6 separate regions of the Homo sapiens genome follow, and regions 2, 3, 4, 5 and 6 are each linked to region 1. Evidence: chromatin contacts called from ENCODE Hi-C or POLR2A ChIA-PET data. All regions are on one chromosome and are shown on one strand. The core of a region is the stretch at or near the end of the contact, and the rest is flanking DNA. Distances in the headings are between cores, read along the strand shown.

Evidence for each region. Hi-C counts contacts between places; a loop is a spot of excess contacts on that map. ChIA-PET counts read pairs that join two places held with the same protein, here RNA polymerase II (POLR2A). Pooled maps may share reads with other maps.
Region 2: a map of CD8-positive, alpha-beta T cell shows a loop between it and region 1 (24-fold over the local background). The contact joins the promoter of CCDC110 here to the promoter of LINC02427 in region 1. A Hi-C loop is called at or near these places in 2 of 168 maps with a recorded cell type or tissue (CD8-positive, alpha-beta T cell and naive thymus-derived CD4-positive, alpha-beta T cell) and 8 of 50 pooled maps.
Region 3: a map of CD8-positive, alpha-beta T cell shows a loop between it and region 1 (7-fold over the local background). The contact joins the promoter of UFSP2 here to the promoter of LINC02427 in region 1. A Hi-C loop is called at or near these places in 4 of 168 maps with a recorded cell type or tissue (CD4-positive, alpha-beta T cell, CD8-positive, alpha-beta T cell and naive thymus-derived CD4-positive, alpha-beta T cell) and 8 of 50 pooled maps. POLR2A ChIA-PET finds 5 or more read pairs at or near these places in 1 of 52 experiments (B cell).
Region 4: a map of CD8-positive, alpha-beta T cell shows a loop between it and region 1 (17-fold over the local background). The contact joins the promoter of TRAPPC11 here to the promoter of LINC02427 in region 1. A Hi-C loop is called at or near these places in 2 of 168 maps with a recorded cell type or tissue (CD4-positive, alpha-beta T cell and CD8-positive, alpha-beta T cell), 1 of 37 single-sample maps with no recorded cell type and 10 of 50 pooled maps.
Region 5: a map of PC-9 shows a loop between it and region 1 (15-fold over the local background). The contact joins the enhancer-like site here to the promoter of LINC02427 in region 1. A Hi-C loop is called at or near these places in 5 of 168 maps with a recorded cell type or tissue (MCF 10A, PC-9, dorsolateral prefrontal cortex and 2 more), 4 of 37 single-sample maps with no recorded cell type and 21 of 50 pooled maps.
Region 6: a loop to region 1 is called in a map of CD8-positive, alpha-beta T cell, with 9 times the contacts of the local background. The contact joins the promoter of SNX25 here to the promoter of LINC02427 in region 1. A Hi-C loop is called at or near these places in 7 of 168 maps with a recorded cell type or tissue (CD4-positive, alpha-beta T cell, CD4-positive, alpha-beta memory T cell, CD8-positive, alpha-beta T cell and 3 more), 4 of 37 single-sample maps with no recorded cell type and 16 of 50 pooled maps.

What each region holds. Positions count from the first base shown.
Region 1 is chr4:184,534,583-184,539,796 of GRCh38, forward strand. LINC02427 (long intergenic non-protein coding RNA 2427) reads right to left here and starts at 3,001. Exons shown (of 3, transcript NR_147158.1): 1 at 2,920-3,001. RefSeq lists enhancers at 2,732-2,941, 3,012-3,341.
Region 2 is chr4:185,468,826-185,474,039 of GRCh38, forward strand. CCDC110 (coiled-coil domain containing 110) reads right to left here and starts at 2,908. Exons shown (of 7, transcript NM_152775.4): 1 at 2,849-2,908; 2 at 2,120-2,224. The coding sequence starts at 2,858. LOC105377590 (a long non-coding RNA gene) reads left to right here and starts at 2,606. Exons shown (of 2, transcript NR_133944.1): 1 at 2,606-2,935; 2 at 3,290-3,438. RefSeq lists a silencer at 2,493-3,122.
Region 3 is chr4:185,423,921-185,429,134 of GRCh38, forward strand. It overlaps UFSP2 (UFM1 specific peptidase 2), which reads right to left and starts at 2,044. Exons shown (of 12, transcript NM_018359.5): 1 at 1,946-2,044. The coding sequence starts at 1,948. CFAP96 (cilia and flagella associated protein 96) reads left to right here and starts at 2,334. Exons shown (of 8, transcript NM_001114357.3): 1 at 2,334-2,476. RefSeq lists enhancers at 1,808-1,917, 1,988-2,347.
Region 4 is chr4:183,657,273-183,662,486 of GRCh38, forward strand. It overlaps TRAPPC11 (trafficking protein particle complex subunit 11), which reads left to right and starts at 2,021. Exons shown (of 30, transcript NM_021942.6): 1 at 2,021-2,175. RWDD4 (RWD domain containing 4) reads right to left here and starts at 1,913. Exons shown (of 8, transcript NM_152682.4): 1 at 1,657-1,913. The coding sequence starts at 1,680. RefSeq lists enhancers at 1,120-1,908, 1,823-1,952, 1,909-2,696 and silencers at 1,428-1,648, 1,463-1,672, 2,043-2,332.
Region 5 is chr4:183,840,487-183,845,700 of GRCh38, forward strand. It overlaps a transcript of STOX2 not described here. Among named protein-coding and RNA genes, the nearest start is that of STOX2, 62 kb to the right of the region's middle. Within about 2 kb of position 3,070, at least 3 of the 41 ENCODE cell types and tissues checked have a DNase peak (open chromatin) inside an H3K27ac peak, as active enhancers do.
Region 6 is chr4:185,207,569-185,212,782 of GRCh38, forward strand. It overlaps SNX25 (sorting nexin 25), which reads left to right and starts at 2,030. Exons shown (of 19, transcript NM_001378034.2): 1 at 2,030-2,687. The coding sequence starts at 2,259. It also overlaps a transcript of CFAP97 not described here. RefSeq lists silencers at 1,729-2,308, 2,419-2,578, 2,649-2,838.

The DNA.
Region 1 (5,214 bases), core at 1,751-4,250:
GGAAATGGCCTTGAGTCAAAAAAGAACTGCTGGAAGAATCTATCATTCTTAAACTATGGCTCTCCCTCCCATTTATTTCTCATAACAACAGAGCAAAACAGAAACCAAGAAACAAGATCATAACTCAGAACACTGCAGCTATTTTTTCACAATCTGCCCACTTCTTAAATAGACATGAAATATTGTAACTAGCTATATTCAGATACTACAGGAAACAGAAAGACCAGAAGAAAAACCTCAAACATCCGGCCTTCATCTTTCCTCTACATTAAATCTACTTTTCTTCCTAACTACAAATGTCTCCTCTCAAGAAGTTAAAACTGGGCATAATGCCATGGAGAATGACCAGGTTCACACTTTTCCAGAATTAGCATTTCTCAGATAAACACGCAACCCACATATCAGGAAAATTACCATTTATCAGAGGGGACCAATCCTAAAAGTTCTGTTAGAACACCAGAAATGATATTGATATGCAAGCAACGCGACATATCGAGGGTTCTGTGAGTGTATATTCCTTTGGATCTTTCAGGAAACCTTTCAGCTATACTTATGGTGATAAGGTATATACTATAGTATACAGTATATATATATAGTATGGTGATAAGGTGTATCCTTTCAGTTTTACTTATGGTGACAGGTTATACTTATGGTGGAGTTGAGTCAGTGTCTTTATGGAGCTTTGCTGGAACCTAACATCTCTCTTGTTGTCCAAAGCAACAACCTCAGGAGATAACAAAAGAATCCTGGTGAGCAGAACATCAGCAGTGAAGACTGCACTTTTTGTCTCATGTATCAGTTGAAAATAAATGAATGGCACCTCTGACCTGGAACCAACTAACTCTGCACTTTAAGTGGCAGCTTGGGGCAAACTGAAGGATTTGATGTCAATTACTGTGTTTTATGGGCTATATATGCTGAAAAGATTTTCATTCTGTTTTGAAACAAAATAAAAGGACCTGGCACAAAAGTGACTATGCCCTGACACTCTGTACAAACCAAACTTGTGTGTTAACATTGTTTCAGATTTTTAACATCCCAACTTCACAGGCTAGACTGAAATCCCAAAATTTTACTTTTAGTACACTTCAATGATTTCTTATAAATTTCCCCACTTTGATATTGAATAATGATGATGATGATGGTGGTGATGGCAACAGACACCTCTTAATAAACACTCACTGTGGGCCAGGTCCTATGCTAAGCCCATTAAACGCATCAACTTGTCACCACTGGTACAACCCTACATGATAAGTATTACTATTTCCAGTTTACAGACGAAGAAACTGAGGTTCAAGGAGATTAGACAACCTGTCCAAAGTTACACAGCTAAGGGGTAAAGGGAACTTAACACCCAAGTCTGTGCTCCTTCTTCACTAAATCTTCGACTTCTTAGATGTCAAACTCTGAAAATTTTCTCTTTTTTCCTATAATCTGCCATGCTTCTACCCTTTTCCTACTTCTCTCCTACTGAGGCTGTTCAGGAATATCTCATGATGAACTCCAGCTCTAAATTCATTTGAAAAAATATTTACTGAGTGCTCACATTAATGCTTCATTCGGTGATTTGCAAAGGTTTCTTAGGAGCCCACTGTGTGCTAGATGCTGTGCTGGGTGCTGAGGATTCATCGGTTCACAACATTGACAAAAATGCCCCGCCCACGTGGAGCTAACATTCCAGAGAAGGCAAAAAGACAATAAAGATAGAGATAAGAAATACAGGGATGGCTCAAAGATAATAAATGCTAAAGGAAAGCAGGCTAGGGGAACGGGAAGAGAGAATATTAGGGAAGATGTACACGTGTGTAGGACTGCAATTTTAAATGTTAGGAAAACATAATATTTGAGCAAAGACTTTCTGGGGTATGAGGGTTAGTTTTATGTGTCAACTTGGCTAGGCTATTATTAATTATTATTATTTAATTAAATTATTTAATCAAACACTAATCTAGCTGTTACTGTGAAGGTATTTTGTAGATGCGGTCTGCTTTGAACGGCATTTCTAGCGGCCCTGGCCTTGTATTACACTGGACACTCTACTGATTACCAACTCACTCACTTTTGGGAGACTGTGGGGTTTAGGAACTATGTTGACATACTTTATTTTGAACTGCCTTCACAAAAACTGACAAGCAGGGAGGACCGGTAATATCACCCTTATTTTACAGACAAGAAACTAAGACTCAAAGAGGGAGACTAACCTGTAAGAGATAACAGAATAAATAGCAGAGCTGGGTGTCAGGCCACCATCCTATCCTTCTTGACAATATACTGGAAAGGAATTTGCAATCACTTCTAACTGCTCACCTTCCAGCCACCATTCACTCTTCAACCATTTCAATCTGACACACCCCCTAACTCAGATGTTTTGCTTTTTTAGGGGGGTGAGGTGGGGACTGTAGTTTTCCATGAATTACATACATTAAGGGTGTCTGTCAGTCAAGCGGCGCCTTAAGGAGATGTCTCATTCCCCCAGGCTACTGTCTTCAGAACAAACACATTAACCAAAACCAGTGAAAAGAACATGATAAGAATCCCGGGCCCAAGGATTACAAAGTACACAGCTCAGAACAATCTCTAAAGGAAGCACGCAGGGTAAAATACCCAACAGCCTCCTCTACGTTCCTCTAAATTTCCCACTGAAATCCCTTAAAGAGAAAACATTCACCACTACAATAATATCCAAGATTGTCAGCCTATCCCACAGTCTGGGAGGGATTCCTACAACTCCAAGGACGATGTGACCAAGGACAACAGCCAGCAGGAACCACCTGTGCTGGGCCCCCGCAGCGAGGGGCAAACACCTCTCTCCCGGTTCAGAGAAGCAAGATCTGTGCCCAACAAAAAACTAGACAGCCGTCTCTCTCTGTGGTGCCTGCTGCTTTTTTGTGAAAGAAAAACATAAGCTGTTCCCAATACCTTCCCAAGCAGCCGACAAACGAGGGCTCTTCCGCCTTAAACTTTCCCCATACCGGGCGGAGCCCCAAGCCACAGGAAACCTCCAGCAGGAAGTCGGGCTGCCAGGGCGGTGGCGGGCGCGGTGCATCCTGGGAGTTGTAGTCCGTTCTCGGAGGCGCAGGCGCAGTGGTGAAGGCGGGGAGCTGGGGGCAGCACCGCAGAGGATTGTACTTTTTCCTGAATGATACAGTCCTCCTTCCACATCCTTGGGGAATTGGTTCCAGGACCTGTGCTGATACCAAATCCGGAATGCTCAAGTCCCTGATATAAAATGGCGTAATATTTGCATATCGCCTACGCACATCCTCCGTGTACTTTAAATCTTCTCTGGATTATTTCTAATACCTAATGCAATGTAAATAATTGTTATACTGTGTTGTTTAGGGAATAATGGTAAGGAAAAGTCTGTACGTGTTCAGTACAGATGCAATTTATTAAAGGATATTTTCGATTCCTGGTTGATTGAATCCATCGGTGGGGAACACTGTGGATACCGAGGGCCAAATGTATGAGGGTGTCGAAAAAAAGTCAGGGGGTGCCGTTAGGAGACCTCGTTTCACAGAGGGAGGGTGATCTGATGAATGTCGGCCGCACAGGAAGACTTGGCTTGGAAACGGGTGTCGGCCTCCGTCCAGTCTCAGATCTGAAATGGACTGAGATAGCCCCCAAGTGGACAGAGTGGGGTGAAGAATAACCCACACGATCTACAAACGGGACTGTGGAACTGTGACAAAACGTCGTAGAATCAAGGAAGGCGAGCCGACGCAGACTCAGAGAAAGAACAAACCTCAGAGTCATCTACCTTATAAATAGAACTTTTTAAAAAATTTTTGGCTTCTTCAAAAACTATCCCCCCAAAAAAAACAACAACAAAAAGCACCAACGCATATTATATATTAGGACTTGTAGGCAAATGAACGTATGGCACAGTCTGGACTCATATACATCAAAATGTTAAAATTAGTCTTCTTTGGATGAGAGTGTTGCATTTTATAAAACTTATGTGTATTTTCCTCATTGTTTACAAAGATGAAATAATTTTTTGGTTTGAAATAAGTATAAAGAAAAACACATAGAGCAATTTTTAAACACCTTGGTATCTACGACAAAGTTTTATCATATTTACTTCAGATCCTTCCTCTCTTCCTTCCTTCCTTCCTCCCTGTTTCTTTCTAGAAAAGAAAAGAAAACCAAAAAAATTATGGCCGTGCACGATTGCTCATACCTGTAATCCCAGCACTTTGGGAGGCCGAGCCGGGCGGATCACAAGGTCAAGAGTTCAAGACCATCCTGGCCAACATGGTGAAACCCCGTCTCTACTAAAAATACAAAAATTACCTGGGCGTGGTGGCACGCACCTGTAGTCCCAGCTACTCGGGAGAATAAGGCAGAAGAATCGCTTAAGCCTGAGAGGCAGAGGTTGCAGTGAGCTGAAACTGTGCCACTGCACACCAGCCTGGGTGACAGAGTGAGACTCTGTCTAAAAAAAAAAAAAAAAAAAAGAAAATTGAATTTGACTAATGACTAATGAAATGGGTTGTGTGGAAGACCTGGGTGACCAAATAAAATGCATAACTGTGCAAGTCAAATGCCTGCCACCCAATCTTCATTCTTGTGGAATTTTGAAGTTGGCCAGATAGCCAGTCTCAAAAAATCTCCATCCCCAAAAAACACACATGCAAAAAACAAAAACTTTACAAGTAGTGTCCCTTATGTAGCCCTTTGTCCTCTGCAGGGAAATGCATACATACATACATAGATTCTGCAGAGTATTTATGTATATGTCTCTGTGTTTTTGTTTTTTGAGACAGGGTCTCACTCTGTCTCTCAGAACTGGAGTGCAATAGCACTCATGGCTCATTGCAGCCTCAACCTCCCCGGGTTAAGGTGATCCTCCCATCTCAGTCTCCCTAATAGCTGGGACTACAGGCACACACCACCATGCCTGGCTAATTTTTTGTAGTTTTGTAGAGATGGGGTTTCACCATGTTGCCCAGGCTGGTCTCCAACTTCTGGGCTCAAGCAATCTGCCTGCCTCAGCTTCCCAAATTGATGGGATTACAGGCATGAGTCACCATGACCAGCTCAACAAATTTTTTAAATCAAAATCATATCAAGTATCTTATCAGACTACAATGGAGTCAAACTAGAAATCAATAAAAAGAGAAACTTCAGAAACTGTACAGATACAGGGAGCTCGAACAGCCTGCTTCAGAACAACCATTAAGAAAAAAATTCAAAAATTTCTTGAAAGAA
Region 2 (5,214 bases), core at 1,658-4,157, 930 kb after region 1:
CAATAGCCTTTGTCTGTCTGTTCCCTCACTAGAAGGTAAGCTCCATGTGGGCAGGGAATCTTGCAAGTCTTGTTCACTGTTGGATCCCCAGCACCTAGAACAGCACTTGAAACTTAGCAGGTGCTCAAAAGAATATGCTCCACAAACGAATGAATGAATGAAAGCTCGGGTACAACAGGGTGCTGGGAACAACACCCTGGACACCCTCAAATTCAAAAGTCTCTCACAAACCCATTCCAATAAGGGTTAATTAGGTTAACCACTAGTTCTGAAATCAGAGACACCTTGGGAACATTCTATAACTCTTTGTAACCTGGCAGTAGTTATGCAAATCAGGTCATTATTTTCTCAGTACACGGGGAATGGATCACTTGGTGACAATGAAAGCATCAGTAGGAGAGTAGAGAGAAGGGCGCCAGCCATACCTCCTAGTTTTGCCTATAGTTGCAGGCAGGAAATTCCTGGGTGGCCCCTGACTCAAGATAACTGGTGTTTATTAAGAACCTGTCCTGTGTCAACCCCAGACCTGTAAACACTGTGTTCTGGCAAGAAAGACTGTAACTCTTAAACATGTACATGTGCTATTTTGCATGTAACTATTTTCTATAAATGTTGGCATCTTTCTCCAGAACCCTAAGCCTCATTCATGTCAAAAAACATGTGATCTTGCCAAATTAAGGTACTTCTATTTCTTCTGACCTTACATGCTCTCTTTGAGGTAAATACGGAGCTACCTCAATGTCTCAACTCTCTGTGAGGACTCTTTCTCCTTCGTTCAGGGGGCCCCTTTGCCCCTCCTGGTTGCCCAGGGAAACCTGCATATCTCAAGGGTGGAGGCAGGAGGGCGGAGAGGGGACTGGCCAGTGCCTGTCCTGCTGGCCTCCACTGGGGTGTTGCTCATCCTGGTAGTGCCTGGGCACCCGGGTGTCTTCTGTCTACTGAGGTGTGGCTGCTCTAGTCTCTTCTTTCCGGGCCCTGACAAGGCTTTTTGTGAAGATCTTGCATGGTGGAGGTGCAGAAATCCTGTCCCAACCTCAGTCCTCTTGTGGTTCAGCACTTTGGCATCAGGATTGCCCATATCCTACAGAGGGGCAACTGGGGGTCCGGGCATGGCACATCAGTCTAGACCCTTCTCCTGCCCCGTGCTCTGCTCCTTCCCCGGCATGTCCCCTCACAGCAGGCTCCTCTGAGAGGCGTGTAGTCAGTCGCCTGGGACTCCACCTTCAATGTCCTCAGATTCCCCTAGCTGGGTACCCCCATCTTATTCATAATTTATGTGGTGCTTGAAAGCTTTAGCTATGTGGCTATTTCAAACATCCTCCCCATATAATATCCTGTAGTCCGTAAATATTTACTATAAAAAGTAGTTTTCTTTAGAAAAGGTATACACCCCTCCCTGGATATCCACAGGGGATTGGTTCCAGAGCCTCTGCGGATAGCAAAATCTGCAGATGCCCAAGTCCCTAATACAAAATGGGGTAGTATTTGCATAGCTTCTATGTGTATCCTGCTGTATACTTTAAATCATCTCTCGATTACTTGTAATACCTTATACAATGTAAATGCTATGTAAATGGCTGTTATACTGTTCAAAATTTGCATTTAAAAATTGTGGTACTGTTATTTTTAAAAATTTTCCCCCCTGAATATTTTCCATCTGTGGTTGGTTGAATCCAAGGATGCGGAACTCCCAGATACCGAGGGCTGACTGCATATCGTTTTAGTGTGTGTCCAAAAAACTCAACAATTCTTACTTAGCATTCAGAGAAGCAACGGAGCGTAGCGTGGTGGTGAAGACAGGCAGTCCGGAGCCGCCCTGCTGAATGCCCGCTCCATTCCTCGCTGCCTGTGTGACCTTAGGGAGTTAACCTCTCTGTGCCCGTTTCCTTATCTGCAAAATGGGGATCGTGGTAGCACCCACCTCGTAAAAGTGTTGTGAGAATTAAACAGTTGATCCATTACGTGCTTAGAACAGCACTGGCACAAAGCGCGAGTGCCGTGGTGGCTGCTGTCCGTGTCATCACGGCCGTGGGAAGCACGCCAGGTGAGCAGGTGGCACAGGCCAGATGCTGCCGCCTGTGTATAGTTAAAGGAGCCTTTTACGGTCTGGCGATTTTACCTGTGTCACTGCAGCCACTTTCCTTCACCCCCTCCGAAGAATTTAGGATCTTGGACGCTGAAAGGAGAACGGAGTCAACTTCATCCTCTTCCCGGTGCTGCTTTTCTGTAACAGAACCGTCCGGGGCTGTTCTGTCGCGGGTCGTGGCGTGGCGGGGCTGAAGGTGGGGGCGGGGCAGAGGGATGGGGCGGGGCAGGGCTAACGGCTGGGGCGGGGCGGAGGGAATTAGGAGGGGGCGGGGCTGAAGGCTGGGGCGGGGGGGCGGGGAGGGCGGGGAGGGCGGGGCGGAGGGAATTAGGAGGGGGCGGGTTTGAAGGCTGGGGCGGGGCGCAGGGATGGGATGGGGCGGAGAGACTGGGCGGGACCTGTGGGGGCAGAGGAATGGGGCGGGGTCAAGGCTGAAGGCTGGGGCGGGGCGGAGGGATGGGGCGGAGGGACGGCATCAGGCCGGGCCTGGGGCGGGGCGCGGCGCTTTCCGCAAGCGGCCACCCGAGGGCGCGCTGGGCGGGCGGCGGCGGCAGACCACGTAGCCAGCCTGTAAGCCACAGCGGACGCAGGGGGCCGCAGCGGGTGCTCAGCCCTAGGGCCGAGCGGGAGATGTGCGGCGAGTGCAGAAGGGCGGACCCGGGATGTCCCGGGTTTTCGAGCGGGGAGCCGCCTGCTGAATGCCCTTCTGCTGCCCTCCGTTCCCGCGGCTCCCCTAGGAGCCCCGCCCCGTCCAACTCTTACCCGGGCTCATCGCCGCGGCTCATCTCTCTCGCAACCGCCGCCGCACGCACCCGCTCCGCCGCCCCGCGCAGGGCATCCTGTCGCCAGGTAACCGGGTGGCCGGGGCGCCGGCCCCACCCCCACCCTCGGCGGCGCGCGCTCGGCTGGGGTCCCTGGTGGGGTCCCGGTGGGTCCCTCCTCACTCCGGACGCTTCCCCGAGAGCTTCCCTGGGAACCTGGCCTGGGACAGCCCACCTGGGCGCCTCCCCGCACACGCGCGCGGCTGTCCGGGACGGGCTTGCTCACACTCGGACTCGCTGCGGTACCCGCCGGACCAAAGCGGTGCGGAGAAAGGGACCGCCCGGGGACGGACACACGCCTGAGAGCTTTCCCTTTGCCTTTCCACATCTCCACTTCATCGCTGTTGTTTTTTTTTTTTAATTCTTAGTCCTCTCATTTCAGCGCATCCCTCAGAGGAGTTTCAGCATTTGGGGATTTGAACGGCCCATGACCAATATTGTGAAAGGACTTTTGTTTGCTGCAATGAAAAGAAGACTCCTATTTTTCAATAATGAATTAACCTAAACATGTATTAAAATATGCTCATGAAAGCTGTGGGAAGCGACGGTGGGCTTCCTTTGTCTAAGCATGTTAATTTTTACGCACCTGGTGTATCACGTGCAGGATTGATGTTGCGTTCACGGGAAACCTGACCTCCTTTAACCAAGGACTGGGTGCGTGCCCCCAGCTAATCCTCCTGCCCATCAGAAAATGGTGCTCTTTAAAGTTTTAAACGAGTATATATTATTTATTTTGTAGTAAACCATCACACATAGAAAATTAAAATTCAAAATCACAATCACCAGGATATCATAATTTGCTATATAATAACATATAATATATAATAAGTAATACATGATGGCTTGCTTTCATTGAAATGAAACTTCTTATGATAGTTTCAGTGCTTACTTCCTCTAATTTGTTTCTTATAGAAATGGGCTCTAGTGCACGCGCCTGTAATCTCAGCTACTCAGGAGGCTGAGGCAGGAGAATCGCTTGAACCCAGGAGGCGGAGGTTGCAGTGAGCCGAGATGGCGCCACTGTGCTCCAGCCTGGGCAACAGAGCCAGACTCCGTCTCAAAAAAACAAAAAAAAACAAACAAAAAAAAAAAAAAGAAAAGAAATGGGCTCTAGGTCCGGCATGATGGCTCACACCTGTAATCCCAGCACTTTGGGAGGCCGAGGCGGGTGGATCACCTGAGGTCAGGAGTCCGAGACCAGCCTGACCAACATGGTGAAACCTTGTCTCTACTAAAAATACCAAAATTAGCCAGGTATGGTGGAGTACATTCGTAATCCCAGCTACTCGGGAGGCTGAGGCAGGAGAATCACTTGAACCCAGGAGGCAGAGGCTGCAGTGAGTCGACATAGTGCAACTGCACTCCAGCCTGGGCCACAGAGCGACACTCTGTCTCAAAAAAAAAAAAAAAAAAAAGAAAGAAAGAAAGAAAAAAATGGGCTCTAGAAGATTTGACTTTCTTGTGGCATTGTAGACAATTTTAATAAATTATAATTTTGAGAATTTATGGTCTGCATTGCTGATTGATATTGATGATTCAGGAGATAGAAATTATTTAGGCAGATAGGGCAAAAGAGTCTTCAGCAGAACTTCTAACAAAAAACAGCTCAAGAAATCATTTTTTTTTCTAACAAAGAGCAGCCTGAAAGCCTGCAAACCTTGCAAAGATAGATCAGGAAGCTGGAAGCGTGCACACCAGGGCGCAGGGGGTTGGGGGGCAGCGTGCGGGTGGATGCCAGCAGCTGCGCTGATAGAAAAGGGCTACCTGGGGGCCAGGCATGTCCACCATGGAATCTCCATCTCCCCTTTTTTGTTAGCACGTGTACAGTAAGAAAGAGATGGGCGATATGGAAAAGCTCAGTCAGAGAACCCACCTGCGTAGTAAAAGATTGGGGTGGGGGCTGCCAGAGATTCATGCCCTATGCAGATGGCACACCTGGTCCTAACTGGTTTTTCACGCCCTATGTAGATCAGACTGCCTCCCCATTAGCTCATCTATAAAATTCTATAAAAAATATTTCACAGCGAATTGGCAACCCGGGGACCCCTTTCTGTAGCGGAGAGCTTATTCCCTTTCTTGTCGCCTATTACATTTCGGCTCTTAACCTCACTCTTTGTGTGTCTGCATCCTTGATCTCCCTGTGAGACAGCAAACCTTGGTGTCAGCCCACACAATGAGGCTGCTTCATTGATAAAGTTAATTTTTTTCCTGAGAGCTACACAAGTTTTCAGCAATATGTTTGTGAAATTACTACTGTAAATAAATTGCATTCCTTCAAAGGGTGAATGACAAAAAGCCACTACATTT
Region 3 (5,214 bases), core at 794-3,293, 890 kb after region 1:
TCAAACAGGCTGAAGAACCATAGTACACACTAAGACCCCTATTTTGAAATAAATGAATAAGTACTAACATTTACTGAGCTCTTCAAATGTAAAACACAGGCAGGGTGCAGTGGCTCACGCCTGTAATCCCAACACTTTGGGAGGCAGAGGCAGGAGGATCACTTTGAGCCCAGGAGTTAGAGACCAGACTGGGCAACATAGGAAGACCCCCATCTCTACCAAAAAAAAAAAAAAAAATTAGCTGAGTGTGGTGGTCTGCACCTGTAGTCCAGCTACTCGGGAGGTTAAGGTGGGAGGACTGCTTGGGCCGGGGAGGTCAATGCTACAGTGAGCCATGATCACACCACTGCACTCCAGCCTAAGCAACAGAGCAAGATCTTGTCTCCAAAAAACAAAATAAAATAAAACAAAAACATGTAAAAGGCACTATGCTAAACATACATACTTACTCCAATCCTCAGAACAGTATTAAATAGGTACCAATACAGTTTTTCTCATTTTACAAATCCTTTGTCACATTTCTATAAGGGTCACTGTTTTTATTTATTCTAAAATTGTAATCTTTTGAAAGATCATATACCCTTTGTCCCAATTCTACTTCTGAGAATTTATTCTAAGGAAACAATCAAGAAAGTTCAGGACAAATTTAGCTTCATGTTGTCCATTTATTCTACCGTTGTTCATCACAGAAAAATAAATGGAAACCACTTAAATAGCTATTAATAAGAAATCAGTTAAATAAAGAATACTACCAAACAAACTAGTATGTACCCATTTAAATAAAAAATATTTAAAGATACTGAAGATAAAAGTTAGACAGGAAAGAACAAATTTTAACTCTGCTACTTACTGTACAATTTTACACAATTTAACTTATCACTTAAGTCTGTTTCTCTTCTGTAAAACTGGAAAAATACACAACTTCCCAGGGTTGTTATGAAGATTCCACAAGACATCATTCATAAAAGCACTAGTCTTCCTAGACTTCCGAATTAGCTGAGATACTCTCTGAAGAAATAATACTGAGGCTGAGATCTGAAGGGTGAGTGAAGGTGCAATAGCCCATTCCAGGCAGGGCCATCGATGAGTGAAGATCTGCTTAAAAGACCACTTAGGTGACTACCCCAGATGGATAGATCTCAAGGCCAAGGATGGTAAGAGTGGCGACAGTGACAACAGACAGACATTTAGAAGTAGCATCTATAGGACTTGATTATTGACTGCATGTCGGGGAGTTGAGAAGAGGGAGATGTCAAGGATGATTTCCAGGTTTTGGGCAGGCACAACAGGATGTATGGTGGTGCCATCTACAGAGTTGGGGGTTCCTGGAGGAAGAGCAGGTGTGGGCTGTGGGGAAGTGGAAATGCTCAGTTTGGAACTTGCTGAGCTTGAAATACATATGAGCTATCCAAGTGGAGGCACGGTTAGCAGATTTGTGGGTCTGGAGCTCAGAAGAAAGGTCTAACTTAGAGATAAAATTTTAGGAGAACGCATAGGGTGTAAAGCGTCCCTGAAGAGCACCACCATTTAGGATAGGGATTGGAGAACCTTGCTGAGCAATGAGACAGGAGAGAAACCAGGGGAGGGAAATACCACGGGAACTAGGGGAATATAATATCCGAAGAAAGTTGCGCCTGTCCCAGGTTAAGCCCTTCTTGCAAGGCTTCAAAAACGCCGAAGTCTCTCAAAATACTTTCACACAGAGAAGTAGCAGGGGGTGCGTGTCCAAGGTGGCCGAGGCGGGGTGCACACTTGTGTAGGGCACTTTCCCCCCGGCCCAGCGCGGAGACAGGCGAACTGGAGAGCCGCCCTGCCCACGCAGCTCGCAGCTGCCATCTTGGACCCCGGCAGGACCAGCTCCTTTCAGGCGCTGTGAAGCCCGCTCGTGGCGGCTGCCAAAGTCCGGGGAAAAACACAGGGGTCGGTGACGAGCAGAGATACTCACCATGTCCGCGACGTGGCGGTGACACGGGCGCTGACGCCTGCCCAAAAGTTCCGGGGGCCGGCCCTGAAGTGGTGTCACCGCACGGCCCAGGGGCGGGGCCCGGGCGGACCAACTACAACTCCCGACATGCTCGGCGGCATGACGTCACGGAGCGTACCACACCGCAGTCCCTCGCGGACGGCGAGGCGGGGCGGGTAGCCGAAGACTTATGTTTGGTAAATTCTATTAGTTAAGTCTTTTCTGTCCTACAGAAGCTCACACATCCTTCTGTGTGTTCTTCGATGCGGATTCGAATCTCCTCGTATCCTCCCACAGCGTGCTTGGAATGGATTCTCCCGTACCCGGGGCAACACATCACACAATAAACGCCAGCTGTGGTGGAACGTGCAGAGGCGCTGCGCAGCCCAGGCGTGTCGCGCGCTTGGGAACCCTCGCCGCTCCCGCAGCGCAGTTAACGTGGACAAGCTGGGGCAACCTGGACGAGCTGGGGCAACCTGATCTCGGCTGTCGGAGTGGGTGTCCTCAAGAAAGGTGACTTGGTCCTCGCGGACGCCAGGTGTTGCCCCTTAGATACCTGCCACCTCCCAGCCTCCGTTTCCTCTCTGGGAAACAGACTCCTCATCACCTCCTCCAGTTTTCTGCCCCTTCTTCACCTCTCCTGACGCTCCATCCGTACCTTTTGCAAGGGAACGTGCCATAATTCGGCTATGCTCTATTTTCTTGTCTAATAGATTGTAAGCTCCTTGCGGGCAGCATCTATGCCTTCTTAAATCTGTTTCTAGTTTCTACCAGCAAGCTTGCCCCGAAGGGGATTGCAGAATATCTGTTAAATAAGTGAATGAATAATTTTGTAAATGTTGCTCAATAAGAGTTAAGTAGTGGCGGGCCGGGCGCGGTGGCTGACGCCTGTAATCCCAGCACTTTGGGAGGCCAAGGCAGACGCATCACCTGCGCTCACGAGTTCGAGGCCAGCCTGGGCAAAATGGTGAAACCCCTGTCTCTACTAAAAATACCAAAAAAAAAAAAAAAAAAAAAAAAAAAAAAAAAAAATAGCCGGGCATGGTGGCGGGTGCTTGTAGTCCCAGCTACTCGGGAGGCTGAGACAGGAGAATCGCTTGAACCCGGGAGGCGGAGGCTGCAGAGAGCCAAGACAGCTCCACTGCACTCCTAGCCTGGGCAACAGAGAGAGACTCCGTCTCAAAAAAAAAAAAAAATTAATAAGAAAAAAGTTAAGTGATGGGAAAGTTCTAGGCAAGAATTTCTTCCCTCCCTCCTCCCTGGCTCGCTTGTGTGCCGGGAGCTGCGCAGATGCGGGGATACCGTGAGAGGGAGGAACCTGTCTCAGCTCCTGCCCTTGTGCCGTGGAGCTTTGAAATATAAGGTAAATGAAAGTACTAAATCTTGACTGAAGTTTGGTTTTAAAGCATCTCTGATTAATGGAAGAGGTAGGATGTGGGGAAGGGCGTTGTATTTAGTTATGTTTCAGTTTAAAATGAATCTTCACTTGCCCCTTTGGTGTTACGTATTAGCAATGATTCATGCTCAGGTGAGCCAGTTTCAGGCAGGCTTGCAGAGAGGCACTCAAACAGCTTGCTTTAAATTTAAGGTAAAAGGCCGGGCGCGGTGGCTCACGCCTGAAATCCCAGCACTTTAGGAGGCCGAGGCAGGTGAATCACTTGAGGTCAGGAGTTTGAGACCAGCCTGACCAACATGGTGAAACCCCGTTTCTACTAAAAATACAAAAATCAGCCGGGCGTGGTGGCAGGTGCCCGTAGTCCCAGCTACCTGGGAGGCTGCGGCAGGAGAATTCCTTGAACCCAGGAGGCGGAGGTTGCAGTGAGCTGAGATAGCGCCTCTGCATTCCAGCCTGGGCGACAGAGCGAGACTCCATCTTAATAAGCAAAGAAATAAATAAATTTAAGGTAAAAGGTTCTTACCAGCCGGGCGCGGTGGCCCACTCCTGTAATCCCAGCACTTTGGGAAGCCGAGGCAGGTGGATCACCTGAGGTCAGGAGTTCAAGACCAGCCTGGCCAACATGGTGAAACCCCGTCTCTACTAAAAAATACAAAGTTAGCTGGGCGTGGTGGCAGACGCCTGTAATCCCAGCTACTTGGGAGGCTGAGGCAGAAGAATCGCTTGAACCTGGGAAGCGGAGGTTGCAGTGAGCCGAGATCGCGCTATTGCACTCCATCCTGGGCTACAAGAGCGAAACTCTGTCTCAAAAAAAAAAAAAAAATGGTTCTTACTTTGGATTACAAACTGTGAGGACTAACCCAATGTTTGTTTTCTTCACTTATGTATGCCCAGTGCTTAGCTCATAATTGGTGCTTTAAAAACTTTAGAATGGGATAGAGGTAAGTATTCTTAGCTCCTTGGGCCTCTTCCTTTTTAAAAATAACATGTCTACTATTAGAAATTAATTTCTGGCCGGGCGCGGTGGCTCATGCCTGTAATCCCAGCGCTTTGGGAGGCCGAGGTGGGTGGATCACTTGAGGCCAGGAGTTCGAGACCAGCCTGGCCAACATAGTTAAACCCTGTCTCTACTAAAAATACAAAAACAGCTGGGCATGGTGGCGCGTGTCTGTAATCCAGCTACTCAGGTGGCTGAGGCAGGAGAATCGCTTGAACCTGGGAGGCGGAGGTTATAGTGAGCCAAGAACATGCCACTGCACTCCAGCCTGGGACTGTCTAAAAAAAAAAAAAACAACAACAACAACAAAAAAAAAAGAGACTCTGTCTTAAAACAATTAATTTCTAAATAAAGAGTTGCATGTTTAATATTTCACCTTTGTTTGAAGTGGTCATTTCCAAAGAAAGCTCAGAGTTGAAGTATACCTGTTAACAAATACTCAGAATTCATTGTAGAATTTTTGTTTTTGTTCTCGTTTTTATCTTGCCTAAATAATTGTTCTCTTCCCCATTCCCTTTATAATTTTGCCAGTGACACACTTATTATGTTTATTTAAACTTGAAAAAAACCTCAAGAGTTGTAGGGTAATACCTCAATGTGTTGTACATCCTGAAAAGCTGTTATATTTTCAACATAAGGGACAATGCAGGATGCTGAAATCATTGTATTTAAACTGTAAAAATGTCTGCCTTATATAATTATGATTTTAAAATCTACCCTGAACTTCTCAAAAGAAGGATTTGTTTATAATACACCGTACAGTAATAATTTTATCATTTCCAACAGATAAATGGCAGTGTAATCGATGAGATCTTGTACATTCCTTTGTAATTTGTGAGCACTTCATACGGAGAGTCA
Region 4 (5,214 bases), core at 771-3,270, 880 kb before region 1:
ATTCAAGCCGGATTCAAGAATAACTAAGATTAGATTGGAACAAAAACCTTACTCAAGATATAGTACTACTCCTTCTGTCCCTAATCCTTTCCCATATTTTAATTTATGACTTGGACAGGTACAAAAATAGGAGGCAAGTTTATTAAATTTGTGGATGACAATTTGTTGGGACAGTGAATAATGCTGATGGCTGAATAAGAATCCAAAAAGTCTTTGAAAAGCAAGCTAATGATGAAATTTAGCAGGGTAAGTAGAACTTGTATCAATACTCAGATACCTAAATGTAGAAGTTGAAGATGAAAGACAAATTGCTTTGTATAAAGCACTTAAAAGATTTCAGTTGACAGTAAATTTAACTAGACAAAACAGCAAGATGCCACAATTTTGAAACAGGACATTTAAAAAATTAAAATCTGTCCACAAACACGTGATTCCAGGATAGTGAAGAGATTAACAAAGAATGGATATATGAAGACAAGCTAAAAGGAACCACTTCCTCAGAGAAGGTCTGAGAAACTGGGCAGGAAACTATCTTCAAAGATCAGAACATCGGTCATCTGAAAGAAGAATGAAATTTTCTTGTTAAACTGGAGATTCCTGGGCCCACCACAGAAATTCTGATTCAGTAGGTCTGGGGTGGAGTGCACGCATCTGTTTTCTAGCAACCATCTAAATGGTTCTAAGGTAGGGGACTATGGTCCAACTCTGAGAAACATTACACTGTATGTTCTTTGCTTTGCAGGGAGAAGAAGCTATTAACGCATTCACTTAGAAATTCACCCGGCAAGAATATTTTAGAAGAGATTCAGATATCAACTAGCTAGCTTGTTGGACTTTGGGTCCTTTAAAGGTTAACTTCCAATCCAGAGATTCTATTACATTTATCATGTAAAAGTAGTAAGTTTCAAGCATTATACTTTAAATTAACAGTGAACTTATCTACCACCCAATAAGACCTGGTTTCTAGTCCCGATTCTACCACGTACTTACTGTGCAGCCCTGCGGCTATCATCGACCCACCTATCAAAGTTAGAAGGTTCCCCTACAGATGGCCCGTAGCACCCACCCCCCAACTCTAATATTATATGATTCAATGTCAAAATGGCATCTCACAAGGAAATATTTGAGCATAAACCATAAATTCAGGTGGTACATGAATGCTCAAAACAGACAGATGGGTAAAAGATTTCCCCAAACAATATGGACAGAAACTCAGATGCACCACCAGTGTCATTTTCTTCCATGAGAAATGTAACTAACTCAATTAGCCCTCTACTAGCCAAGAGATTTAAAGATGACCAGACTAAAATTTAAAGGTGATCAGCCTAACTCAGTAAACAGGCACTGAACACATGGGATTCAAGGAGAGCCAAGAGCACTGGATCGTGCACCAAGGACGCTCATCCCTGTTATTAAGTAACCAGGGGAGACTCCCGGATTTGCAAAAATGAAAAATGAGGGGGGAAGAGTGGCAGAGGCGGACTCCTGGCCATTCACGCGCGCTTGGGTGGGACGCCGGTGAACTCGGGGCACCCCGGCCGGCTCCGAGGGCACAGGGCACGTGCCGGGCAGGCTGTCCGGGCACCAGGTCTCACGGGGGCCCGGGGCTGCGCGCCGCGCCCGCGCTGGGAGAGGGCCCTGAGCCGGGGGGCTCACCTCCTGGTCCTCGTTGGCACTCATCGCGCCGGTCGCGGGGCGCCTCCTGAGCGGACGGCGTTCGCAACAACGAAGAGAAAGCGAAGGCAGCGGCCCAGAGGCCGGGCGTCCCCCTTTCGCGCCTCGGCTGTGGGGGCGGCACAGTCTTGGCACTGGCAGACGCCAACTGCGCGCGCCCCGAGCCTCGGCAGCGCCCAGCCGCCGGCAGTGGGCTGTGGGCTACGAGCCGGAGCCGCGGCTGGTGGGGCCTGGGAAGTGCAGCGTCTCCCTGACGCTTGGAGGAGCGGCGTAAAGTTCCGGGACAGCGATTGGTGTAGAGCGCGGTCACTCAGGCCCAGAAAGTGCTTCCTGTGCCGGGGGAGGTGGGTACAGGGAAGTCTCGCCTGTTGGAACTGGCTGTGGGGCTGCGGCGGTGGGGACGGGCCACGGCGTTCTGTGACATCCCCCCGCCTCCCCTCGTCTTCTCCCGGCTGGCGGCGACCGGCCTCAGCTGCAGCGGGCCCGGGGCGTGGGGCCTGGGTGAGTCCGGGCCCGGAGACCCGCGGGGCCAGGCGGGACCGCCGAGGAAGAGAGCTAGCTCTTAACAATGCTGGTTTGGGGGCCTGCGTTTTGCAATCCCATCGACGGGTGCAATCCTGGCACTTCTCTTTTAGACCCGAGGAAAGACGCACCCGTTTCTAGGGCCTCCCAGGTTTAAGACGGGGGAATAAGAGGAGGAAGATATCTGCCTTTAGGGACTGCAAGGTTATTTCTCTACCTTTCCTCACTGGAGCTACCAGAACAGATACTGGGACCATGGGGACGGTGTTTCTCCTACGTTGGATTGTTGCTTCTCATCTTTAACATCGAAACATCATTTCGTCCCCACACTGTCGTTCCTCTTTTGTTCGTTTTGTAGTTGAACATCTCTGAATCCCATTCTTAGCAGCCTTGTGTCCTAACACCCTGAACTTCCAGTTAGTTAAAAGAAAAAAAAAGTAACCACATTAGGTTTTGGGGTTTTTTTAGTTGCCAATTTGATTGGGTCACCTTTCTTATCTTTCACGCTAGTTTCCAGTTTACTTCCCTTGCATTACTTGATCTCCCATCCATTATTCACCTTCTATAGCTGCGCCTCCTTTCGTGTATAGTTTCGTTGGTTGCTCCATTGGATATCTGAAAATTTCTCCTTCCAGCCTGTCATTGAAATCCATTCGATCTGCGCCTGTGCGTTATCGGGGTTCTCATTCAAATTCCTTTGCTGCAGAATAAGCACGACCATTTCAGGTGACATAGGAGAATGTGGCAAGACTTTCTGATACAATTTTCGTGCAGCAATTTTGGGACACATTTCCCATAATTTAGATCTCTGCTGTCCAGTTCTGTAGCCAGTAGCTACATCAGGCATTTGAAATAGGCTAGTCTGAATTGAGATGTGCTGTGAGTGTGAAATACACACCAGATTTTGAAGACTCAGTACAAAAAAAGGTAAAATATGTCATTAATAACTTTTATATTATTGTCAGTATGATAATATTTTGGACATACTGTACTGCGTTAAATTGAATATTAAAATGAATTCCATCCACGTTTTACTTTTTAATATGACTGCTAGAAATTTTTAATTTATTTATGTGACTTGTATTTCTATTGGATGACAGTCATTTTTAGTTCCTCTTATTTCAACTCCATATTTAAAGACCACAGCTATGTCTTTTGGGCCTCTGGAGTTATTACAGGAAATGGCCTCTAGTCTAGACTCGTTCATATTAAGCAAAGGGGCCCGTATTGTATTTTGGTCACTTGTTTTTTGTTGTTGTTGTTGAGACGGAGTCTTGCTCTGTTGCCCAGGCTGGAGTGCAGTGGTGCGATCTCGGCTCACTGAAATCTCCGCCTCCCGGGTTCAAGCCATTCTCCTGCCTCAGCCTCCCGAGTAGCTGGGACTATAGGCACGCATCACCATGCCCGGCTAATTTTTGTATTTTTAGTAGAGACGGGGTTTCACCCTATTGGCCAGGCTGGTTTTGAACCGTTGACCTCGTGAATCGCCCGCCTTGGCCTCCCAAAGTGCTGGGATTACAGGCGTGAGCCGCTGTACCCAGCCTGGTCACCCCTTTTTAATTTTCATTCCTACATTACCCAGAACTAGACTGTTTCTTTCTCTGAACATGCAATCCTTTGCCCTCATAACTTAATCCTGTCCTAAAAATATTTAAACAATTCTAAAACAATCTGTTGTAGACATTTCTGGCAAGCTTTGCAAATCATTTATTGAATACCTGTTGTTCTTTCAGTATGTAAACATGAGAAGACTAATAGTCTTTCCTAAATTAACCTTTCAGTTGAAAATATTCCATGTTTTGGGGATTAGGTATTAGCCTAAGTGTGCCTCACTTTTCACAAAGATTGTGTTAGACTTCTCCATAATATACTGGTATACTGGTGTAGATTACCTTTTTTTTTTTTTTTTTTTTTTTTTGAGACGGAGTCTCCTCGCTCTGTCGCCCAGGCTGGAGTGCAGTGGCGCGATCTCCGCTCACTGCAAGCTCCGCCTCCCGGGTTCACGCCATTCTCCTGCCTCAGCCTCCCGAGTAGCTGGGACTACAGGCGCCCACCACCATACTCGGCTAATTTTTTGTGTTTTTAGTAGAGACGGGGTTTCACCATGTTAGCCAGGATGGTCTCGATCTCCTGACCTTGTGATCCGCCCGCCTCGGCCTCCCAAAGTGCTGGGATTACAGGCGTGAGCCACCGCGCCCGGCCAGATTACCTTTTAAAAGAGCCTCATGACACATTCTTTTTCAAATAAGATTATATTTAAAATGTAGTGATAATTTTGTTTGGAATAACTTTTTTTTTTTTTTTTTTTTTTGTGGCACAATCTTGCTCTGTCACCCAGGCTGGAGTGCAGTGGCACAATCATAGTTCACTGTAACTTTAAACACCTAGACTCAAGTGATCCTCCCATCTCAGCCTCCCAAGTGGCTGGGACTACAAGTGAGCACCACCATGCCCGGCTATTTTCTTTTTTATTTCTTTTAGAGACAGGATCTCACTATGTTTCCCAGGCCAGTCTTGAACTCCTGGCCTCAACAATCCTCTGGCCTTGTCCTCCAAAAGTGCTGGGATTATAGGCATGAGCCACTTGTGCCTTACCTGAATTCTCTGTAATATGCTGGTATAGATTATCTTTTAAAAGAACCTCATTTGGGAGGCCAAGGCTGGCAATCGCCTGAGGTCACGAGATCAAGACCATCCTGGCCAACATGGTGAAACCCTGTCCACTAAAATACAAAAAATTAGCTGGGTGTGGTGGTGCATGCCTGTAGTCCCAGCTACTAGGGAGGCTGAGGCAGGGGAATCACTTGAACCCGGGAGGTGGAGGTTGTAGTGAGCTGATATTGGGCCAGTGCACTCCAGCCTGGTGACAGAGTGATACTCCGTCTCAAAAAAAAAAAAAAAAAAGAACCTCATGTTGTTACATCCTTTTGCAAGTAAGATTATATTAAAAATATAATGACAGTCTTGTTCGGGATAAACATAGTTTTATATACTTATAAAGTCAGGGCATACGTTAGA
Region 5 (5,214 bases), core at 1,820-4,319, 690 kb before region 1:
ATGCTTTCCTGACACACTTAATGGCAACCAGAGGTTTTCTGCACGTTTGTGTTTGTGTGTAAGTGTGTGGGGTGAGTGTGTGGCAGTGGTTATTTGCTGTATTTTGACTGCATAAAATTGCCATGCTTTCCCCTCGGTCTCCTAGAAATCCTTGTAGGATAATTATAACACAAGAAACAGATTTGATGGAAATTCTCATAATTCTCATACTCTGAAGCTTAGCTCATATGCATATTTCAGACTTGCCAGAGCCCCTCTTCAGTGGCTTGAGACTTGGTCTTAATCTTTTTGTCTGACTACAAAAAAAGTTCAGTGATGTGGTTAGTGTGTTCTTAGAGACACTGCACACTGTGGATCTGCGGGAGAGAGTTTCACTCATTGTATTCTGTTATTTTTTTTGAGACAGGGTCTCACTCTGTTGCCCAGGCTGGAGTGCTGTGGCGGGATCTCAGCTCGCTGCAATCTCCGCCTCCTGGGCTCAAGCAATCCTCCCACCTCAGCCTCCTGAGTAGCTGGGATTACAGGTGCACACCACTACATCCGGCTAATTTTTGTATTTTTAGTAGAGATAGGGTTTCACCATGTTGCCCAGGCTGGTCTCAAATTCTTGGGCTCAAGTGATCTGCCCGCCCCGACCTCCCGTGCTGGGATTACAGGCGTGTGTCACCACGCCCGGTTCAGTTTTCATCGTAGTATTTATTTATTTATTTATTTATTTATTTATTTATTTATTTATAGACAGGTTCTAGCTGTGTGGCTCAGGCTTGAGTATGGGGTGTGATCATAGCTTACTGGAGACTTAGCTTCCTGGGTAGCTAGTACTATAGGTGCATGCCACCACACCAGGCTAGTACTGTAGGTGCATGCCACCATACCAGGCTAATTATTATTACTATTTTTTATTTTTAGAGAGACAGGAACTTGCACTGTTACCCAGGCTGGTCTTATATTCCTGACCTCAAAAGATGCTCCCTCCTCGGCCTCCCAAAGTTCTGGGATTACAGGCTTGAGCCACTGTGCCACGCCGTAGTATTATGAAATCATCAGAACCCTTGGTAGCGTGCGATTTCTTCCTCCATCTCTTGTGCTCAGCCTGCTTCTTATTTTAAAATGAGGTTCATTTGTAAGTTGCCTTGCTCACTATTTTTGAACATTTAAAACAACTTTTTAGAATAGGTAAGAAGTTGAGAAAATAGAGACAGAAAAAAATACACAGCTTATTAAGGCATTCCAAAATACATGCCAGATGATTATACAGAGCAACTCTTATTTTAGGAATTTCTTATTGGATGAATGATGAAATCAAATACTAAGTTGGCTTTGCATAATCAAGATATTGGAAAATAGTGGGTAAGGTAAATGCTTATGGTGGGAATTTAATTTTCCCATAGAGTCATACAATTTGAAAGAGTCATTTATATGGGAAAAAAAAACTTGACTGTGGAATTATTAATACCAGCCTTACTTTCAGCAAGGGCTGTGTCCTTGCCAGTGTGTGGCTTAAGTAATGAATTTCCTCATATAATCCCTGTAAGAAAAGTTAGATGGATAATGAAGCCACTTGATCCTTTCATGCTCATTGCCACATATATTCATTAAAATATCACACAGGTAATTCCTCATTTCCCTAGTAGCTCTTACCACCTTTCCAGATTTGAGTGTTGAAGAGACCAGTCTTCTTACTGGCTGCCCCAGGCATTCAGCAAAACTCAGTCTTTGTAGGAATGTCTTAGATCTGCTTTTTTAGATGGAACCTAGTCTATATCAGTTTACTAGTTCCATACGACGTGGCTAAACTCATTTTTCAGATGCTTTGAATGGAGTATAGAAGACTATTGCTTTACTAAAAAAGCAAACATGAAAACTTCAAGCCTCACAGTCAGCTCCTATCAATTTCCCTTTAATTACCTCCTCAAGTACCTGTTAATGGCTCATTAGTTATAAAAATAAATTATAGGTACTCTGCCACCCTGTTTGTAGTTTCTTTAGTTTTTGATTTCGCTAACCCCAGGAAAATGGATGTGTGGCAATAATACAGGAATGTGAATCAAATTGCTCTGTAATTTTATATATTTAATAAAGTATACAGCAGGGCCGTGTGCACATGGGGTTAAGCTGTGGTGGAGGAAAGTGCTCTGTGAGAAAACTGAAGTCCTCATACACCATGTTGGCTGCCTATGTTTCATTTCACGACATAGTGCTCAGCAAATAGGGCTGATTGGTTTTCAGTCCGGTTTTGTGTGGTTTTAGGTTCATAATGGTTCCTTTTCATATATGGCCTTTGAAACTTGCTTGACACTGCAGTCATCTCTCATAGATAAAATAGGTCACAGTGAGTTTTAAATTCTTTTTTTTTTTTTTTGAAATAAAAATGTTATTCAGGCCGGGTGTGGTGGCTCACGCCTGTGATCCCAGCACTTTGGGAGGCCAAGGCGGGTGGATCACAAGGTCAGGAGTTCAAGACCAGCCTAGCCAAGATGGCGAAACCCCATCTCTACTAAAAAATACAAAAATCAGCCAAGCATGGTGGCAGGTGCCTGTAATCCCAGCTACTCGGGAGACTGAGGCAGAGAATTGCTTGAACCCAGGAGGCAGAGGTTGCAGCGAGCCAAGATCGCGCCACCGTACTCCACCCTGAGAGACAGAGCGAGACTCCATCTCAAAAAAAAAAAAAAAAGAAAAAGAAAAAGAAAAAGAAAAATGTTTTTAAAATAAAATTGCAGGTGGTATCCCAATCTGCAAGGATAAAAGCAGAATGACTCTTTTTGGGAGGAGGGAGAAGAATCTCAGAACCTTGGCCACACAGTTCACACAGAGACGTCACCCTGACCCGTAGGACTCCGCAGAACTCAGTGTGAAAAACACCAAAATAGAAGATGAAATCATTTTTATGCTTAAGTACTAAATATTTCCACTCAATTTTTAGACTTGTTCAGCCACAAATGTAGACAGAAACATTGTGTACCTTCCTGGGCACTGAACTTTAGATCAGGAGTTGGCAAACTTTTTCCACAGAGGGCTAGATAGTGTATGCTTTCGACTGTGGGGCCATATGGTCTCTGTCACCACTACTCAGCTCTGCTGCCGTGGCACAAAAGCAGCCAGGGACATTATGGAAATCGCATGAGCGTGGCTGTGTTCCAGTAAAGCTCTGTGCATGCCAAAATTTGGATTCCATATAATTTTCACATATGATGAAATATTGTTTTGATTTTTTCTGATTTTAGCAAAAAGATACTCTCGGCTCTTTTTCTTCTTTGAGTTTTAGTTATTATAAAGGTAATACCATGAAAGAACATTTCAAAAGGATGAGAAACTCATCTTTAATTCCATAATCCATGTTCTTTTCTTCATACGTCACTGTATCTTATAATAATTGTAATTATAGTTGACCCACAGTTCTGTACTTTTGCTTTTACTTACTTAATTTTTTATACGTAAATCATAGTTTATGTAGTGTAGGTGTAAAATTCTGAAAATAAATTATGTTTACTTTTCTTTAATGTTACTTATTTAATTGCATCTACTCCCAGTGTTCTTCTACCCAATCCGAATTTCTAATCTTTTTAAAAGCAATCTAATAATTGTTTCTTAAAAAAACAAAATTATTATTCAATTTGGTGAATTTGTATTTGTTGGTATTCTGGAATATAAATCTCTGAAAAAGGGACACCCCATTGCAAGTAGATATGAGGATGGCAGTCATTTTCTTCCTCCAACCCTTAACACTGTCTTGGAGAGTTCCCATGTTCCGGTTGAATATTTTGGTACTGAAAAATGTCTTCAGGAAAGCAACAATTGTTTTCCTAGAAAAAAAACCTGAGAACTCATTTCTCTCTTTAGGTTGCCTGACATTTGTAGCTGAGTGAAACCATGGTGAGCATTGATTTATTTTACTATAAAATTATCAGTTTTACTCACTCAAACAATCCTTTTATATTAAAAATATTTTAAAAATAAAAGCAGGGTATTGTTTTGCTTTACTAAATGGAGTCACCTCTTTTTCTCTTACTTTTGACAATTTGGTTGTCAAATTGTGTGAATTGTGAAAAAATAGCCCTGAGTACAGAGAATTTTTACCTCAGGGATATCAAAAAAGTCATGTTAGTAATAAAATAAGCCATTGATTGTGTTAAAACTCAAGGTGGGTCATTTAATTGCAGTTATTAAAAAGTTCTTTCATTATTTACCTCTGGGAGAGACTGTAGGTAGGACTGTAAGATTATTAATGAAAATGCGTGTAGATTGGTTTAAATGATTCAGCTTCATCTCACCAAGGAGTTAGCATGTTCATTCATTTTACAAAAGTGTATTGAGCACCTCGCCTACTATGTCTTGAGTAATTTGTTAGACATACAAAGTTGACTAAAACATGGACTCTGACCCCAAGGCTAAAATGTTATTTCACATGTGCACAGTGCTTTACAGATTACAAATGACATCATTACATCCTCATAAGAATCTCATGAAGCAGATGTTGGTTCCATTTCATTCATGATGAAACTAAAACATAGAAAACATAATAGTCTCCCCAAGGCTGCCTGTAGCACAGTTCCTTAGATTCCCAATCAGGTGACCTTTCCAAACTGTAGAGATGGCTCTATAATAGTTTAAAAAGGAGAGATAAGAAATGTCCACCATAGGTAAATACAAAATAGACAGTAATACGTACAATCACAGAAGTTCAGCTAAAGTGGTACAGGAGTCCAGAAGACGGAGAGATGGCTTCTGGGTAGGGGATGGATAAAGGGCATAAGGACTAGGGATAGGGATGGATGGACTGTGCACTTTCAGGGCAGGGGAAGATCATTCCATCCAGAGCCGGAAAAGCTTCAGAAAAGCTTAAGCCAGGTGGGATATGGCATGGGAAGAATGGAAATAGGAACAGTCAGTGGTTCAATTTACCTTGAAGATAGAATATATCACATGGAATTATTAGAGATGAGGACAAAAAGATGGAAAAGAAACACATCTTCCAGGTCTTTGATGCCAGGCCATAAAGCTTGAATTTTTTTTTGCTGGAAGTGGAGAGCCATCTGAGGCTTCTAAGCAGAAGTGTGCTAATCTGGCAGCAGTTTTGAACAAGGGAGTTGCAAACTCACATACCTGTAAAGGCCATGAAGATAATAGAGAAGTGATGTGGAGAGGATACAGCAAAAAGAGAAGTATTCTCCAGGGGACCATCCACCATTCAATGCTTTGGGAATGCAATCT
Region 6 (5,214 bases), core at 780-3,279, 670 kb after region 1:
TTTTTTTTCTCTTCTGTAATATGAGATGAGTAAATCAGAGAATTCTTAGGAAGCATCATGGCATAGCGATTCAATGCACAAGCTCTGAAGCTGGACCACATGGAGTAACAACTAAATCCTAGTTCTGTTATTGATTAGCTTTGCAATGTTGAGCATGTCATCTTACCTCCTGTGCTTCAGTTCCCCGCTGTGTAGATGGAGATAATGGTATCCATCGGGGTTGCTGGGAAGATTAAATGAAGTATGTTTGGTCCTTAGAATAGTATCTGGCACACAGTAAGTGCTGTTAGTTACTATTATGGTGAGCTAGGGCTAAAATTGAAAAATTAATTTAAATTTATCATAAAGAATTCAGAATACAGTCCTCGGCATGTAAATGATCAAAAAACATAGATTTGGTTGTTGTTGATAACAAGCCACTGTGCTTTATTTGAATAATTTGGGTTGGTAGGGTACACTTTGAGGGGCTCCAATTGGGTGAAAATTAACAACTATTTTAGAGGCAAAAGGGCTTCTTCAAAATTAATCATACTGCTTTATTTATTTTATTTTATTTTTGAGACGAAGTCTCACTCTGTTGCCCAAGCTGGAGTGCAATGGCGCGATGTCGGCTCACTGCGACCTCCACCTCCGGGGTTCAAGTTTCACTATGTTGGCCAGGCTAGTCTTGAACTCCTAACTTCATGATCTGCCCGCCTCAGCCTCCGAAAGTGTAGGGATTACAGGCGTGAGCCACCGTGCCCGCCCCTATTTTCTTAAAAAAGGAGGAGAAAGGAAACTGGTAACTTATTTTGATCATCCCCTTGGCATGGCAAAGTCACATCTAGCATGAGGCACTCTTCATTTCTGACTTAGAAGGTTTAAGAAAGAATGAAATGAGGCCGGGCGCGGTGGCTTACACCTATAATCCCAGCACTTTGGGAGGCTGAGGCAGGCGGATCACGAGGTCAGGAGATTGAGACCATCCTGGCTAATATGGTGAAACCCCGTCTCTACTAAAAATACAAAAATTTGCTAGGTGTGGTGGTGCGTGCCTGTAATCCCAGCTACTCGGGAGGCTGAGCCAGGAGAATGGCTTGAACCCAGGAAGCAGAGATTGCAGTGAGCCGAGATCGCCCCACTGCACTCCAGCCTGGGCAACAGAGACTCCGTCTCAAAAAAAAAGAAAAAAAGAAAGAAAGAAAGAATGAAATGCCCATGAATACCAATTGATACTAAAAGCAAAAGCTACATCTGCTTCTTTATTAGTCTTAGCAGTAATTGCCAGTGTTTAAGTAGCATATTGGCATCTACTTAGCAAGCGTTATCTGTATATTACTGGCTGGGACTATGACAGAAGAAAAGGCAAATATATACTCTAAAAATTATTTGGACCACGTTCCTTTGCGTGGCTGATAGCATTTGAACTGAATAGTTGGTAAAAAACAAAAAACAAAACAAAACAAAACAAAAACCAGAAGTGGAGCCAAAGTGATTATGGGCAGCTGCGTGCACCCTGTTGCACCAGGCCGACTTCTTTGGACCTTTCCATAGCTAGGAATTGCAGGCTTCACTTACTCCACCGCACGTGTCTGATTCCTTCCCTAAGGCGGCAGGGTGGGAAAGGGAAGGTCGTTAGAAACTGTGACAGGGAGTCTCGGGAACGGTTGCCTATTTAAATAGCGAGTGAAAACCAGGCAGAAATGTTTGCCGGCTGTAAGCAAAGCGAAGAGGTTACTCGTCAGTGATGAGCGGAGAGGGAGAATTACGGGATCACCTGAGCTCAGGAATTACCAGCGCCGCTGACACCTGCAGCAAAATTTTCCATGAACAGACGGCATCCTGTAGAGGAGGAGGGGAGCGTGGGAAAGAGAGGTGTGCACCGCGCTGGGTCGCGCCCTCTCCCCGTGGGGCCCCGGCCCGGACCCCGCCCCCGCGCTGTGGGTGGGCGCCTCCCGGCTGTCACTCAGCGGCCGCGGTGGCTCCGGGCCCCGCCCGACACGCACTTCAGGGCGGCCCCGCCCCGCCCGCGTCAGGCTGGCCAGGCTTCAGTCACAACACGGTGGGGCTCCCTGGCTGCGCCCGGCCCGGCAGCTACGGGCCCAGCGCCTGGTGGCGGCGCTGAGGGGTCGCCGAGAGGGGCCCGGCGGCGTCTGCGGGGGCCGCTCCCTCGGTGGGCCGCGGGCGAGGCATGAGCGCGGGCTCCCCCTGCCTCCGGAGCGCCGGCGGGGGACCGGGGGGCAGGAGATGTGCCTGTCCTTAGCGGCCCAGGAAGCAGCATGCACCCCGATGCGACCGACAGTGGCGGCGCCGGCCCCAGCCCCGCGCGGGCCGCAGGCGCCGGCGGCCGTCCTGTCTCGGGCTTCAGGGGCGAGCGGCGGCCGGAGTCCCCGGGGGACGCGGAGGCAGCAGCAGCGGCGGCGCCGGGGGCCCCGGGCGGCCGGAGCTGGTGGAAGCCCGTGGCGGTGGCCGCACTCGCCGCCGTGGCCCTCTCCTTCCTGGGGCCCGGCAGCGGGGAGGCGGCGGGGGCCGCGGGGCTGAGCTCCGTCCTGTTCAGGCTCAGCCTGTACCTGAGCTGCGCGGCGGCCGCCTTCCTGCTGGGGATCCTGTTTGCCCTCGTCTGCCGGAGCCCGCGCGCCCAGCCGCCCGACTTCGCCGCCGCCTGGAGCCGGCTGGCCGCGACCTCAGCCGCCCGCCGCCCGCCGGGGGTAAGTACCCGACTCCTGGCCGCCCAGCTCCGCCGGCCCTCCCCGCTTCCGGTGCCAGCTCCCGCGCCCCGAGCTCCGGGGGGCCGCGGCATGCCCTTGTCGAAGCGGGAAGCCGGGAGCCAGGGGGCTGGGCTGCGGGCCCGGCCGTGGACGCGAGCGTTCCCCGGCGCCCGCGCGCGGCGGGCTCCGGGCTCCGGGCTCCGCGCTCCGCGGTGCTGGAGGAGATGCGCGTTATTTACTGGGCTCTGTAGTCACTCGACAACCATCCTCAGTCACAACCCTAAGGGTGTCCCCAGACCTTCGGTGTCGCTTGCCGTGGGAGGGGAAGAAGGGAATCACAGCGTTCGCTACGTGCAGGCTCTGCGCACGGTCCTGGCGATCCGCTTGGTTCTTCTGGCCGTTCTCGGTGGGAGGCAACTTTATGACCGTTTGCCGATGAGGAAACTTGCTTCGGTCCCTGGCCCAGCGCCTCACCCCCAAGCCCGCGTACCCTTCCCACCACCCTATCCTGCCTTCCACCATGCGGATACGTATTATAGTTGTGCAGTCCCCGCTGGCTTCTGTGATTTGGAAGGGGGATGCCAGAAATCACTGGTTTGCAACAAAAGGAAAGCCATCCTCAGCGCGCTGTGGGACACTAGGGCGGGGGTTAGGGAATGTAGGAAAGAACAGTGTTTTAAATGAGCGCTTCTCTTCTTCAGTGCCAAACCCACTGCCCCATCTTTCTTCCACATTCCTTCTCATAATCCTTTAAAGGGAACTTTATTCTATCCCAGCTTAACACTCACTGCTTGACTGAGTGATACCATCATTCTAATGAAATTGCCCAAGCGCTTTGGGGTAAGATAAATGGCAGTGGCTCAACTTCATAAGAATATTTGTTAATGATCATTTGTCCCCAGGGTTTGTATTTGCTTATCACATGACCTGCTCACTCCTTTATTTTAAAAGAAAGCACCACACTTCACCAAACTACTCTGAGTGTGTTAGTTCAGAATGCAGCGCTGAGATAATGGCGGAAGGCATTAGTAGGTAACAGACATTTCGCTCAGTAGGCTGATAAACAAGGCAGTATATTAAGGAGCAGGCAACTCCTGTTTTTAGAAGTGGTCTCAAAAATTAGTAAAGTTGGTTTCTCTTACAAAATCTCCACTTAGCCATCCGTTTTTCATATCTCATTTAGCAGGAGTTGCGGAGCAGATATGTCTCTCCTCTTTTTTTCTACCATGGCAAGTAAGGACCCTGAGATTTTACTAGTTTGTTTGTTGATCAATAAAATATGTCTTAGTTCTTGAGTACTGTAAGATGTTATAATTCATTCGGTAAATATTTATTGAGCATCTTGTGTGAGCCAGGTACTGTTTTGGAAGCTGAGTTTGAATCAACAGGACACATAAATATCCTGCTCTCTGGAGATCTTATGGGGGAGCAGGCAATAAATAAATACTGTGGGATAGTGATAAATGCTTTTGAAACAGTGATTAAGAGGTAAGAGATGAAGAGGGACTAGTAGGTGAGGGAAGGAAGTTTAGAGGGTTAGGTCAAGATCAAAGTCCTGGTATTGCAGACCATCTCCCAGGGCATTGAAAGCCTCCTGTTGTGGGTTAGCACTCTGTTTCCTGGAAAATGCATTCCCGCAAATCTCCCAGCTCACTGGCACCTCTGGGTAGGTAAAACGTGGATTATCATCTAGAAAGATTGTTTAGTAGAGGAGTTGGAGAAAATAGTATTTTAAAGGTGACAGAGAAAATGAAGCAGCATGTATAAATCTCTCATGAATACTACCCGAAGATTTCAGGTAATAGAAGAGGGGAAGTATAATCTAAGGAAAATGAATATTGGTAATTATTTTTGTCCTTGAATTCCTAAAATAGCCTTAAATAAGAAATTAAGTGCATTAGGGGCTGGGCACAGGTTTCACCATGTTGCCTAGGCTGGTCTTGAACTCCTGAGCTCAAATGATCCGCCCTCCTCAGCCTCGGAAAGTGTTAGGATTACAGGCGTGAGCCACTGTGCCTGGCCTAACCCTGCCTCTTAAAAAAAAAAAAATTTTTTTTTAAATTTTTTAAGTGCATTAGGAAATTACATTCTAAGTTATATATTGCTTAGAACTGAAATACATGTCATTCACATAAAATTCTATTTTCTTTGTAGTACTGGTACTGTTTACTCAAGCCTCTAGTGCTGTATTTCCAATAATTTGTGTGATGTGTGTGTGTGTGTGTGTGTGTGTGTGTTTTTTTTTTTTTTTGCTTTGAGACAGGGTCTGCTCTGTCGTGCAAGCCACCACGCCTGGCTAAGTTTTTGTAGAGACAGGGTCCTCAAGTGATCCTCCTGCCTCAGCCTCCCAAAGGGCTAGAATTATCGGCGTGAGCCACCGTGCCTGGCTGTGTGTGCTTTTTAAATGTTCTCTTCTTTATGAATGGAAGAGTGGGAAGCAGAAGCATGTGGTGTAGTATAAAATATCTACAGTCAGTGCTGTGGGAGCTGGACCACACAGGTCAGCTAACATATGTGGAGGGGGAGG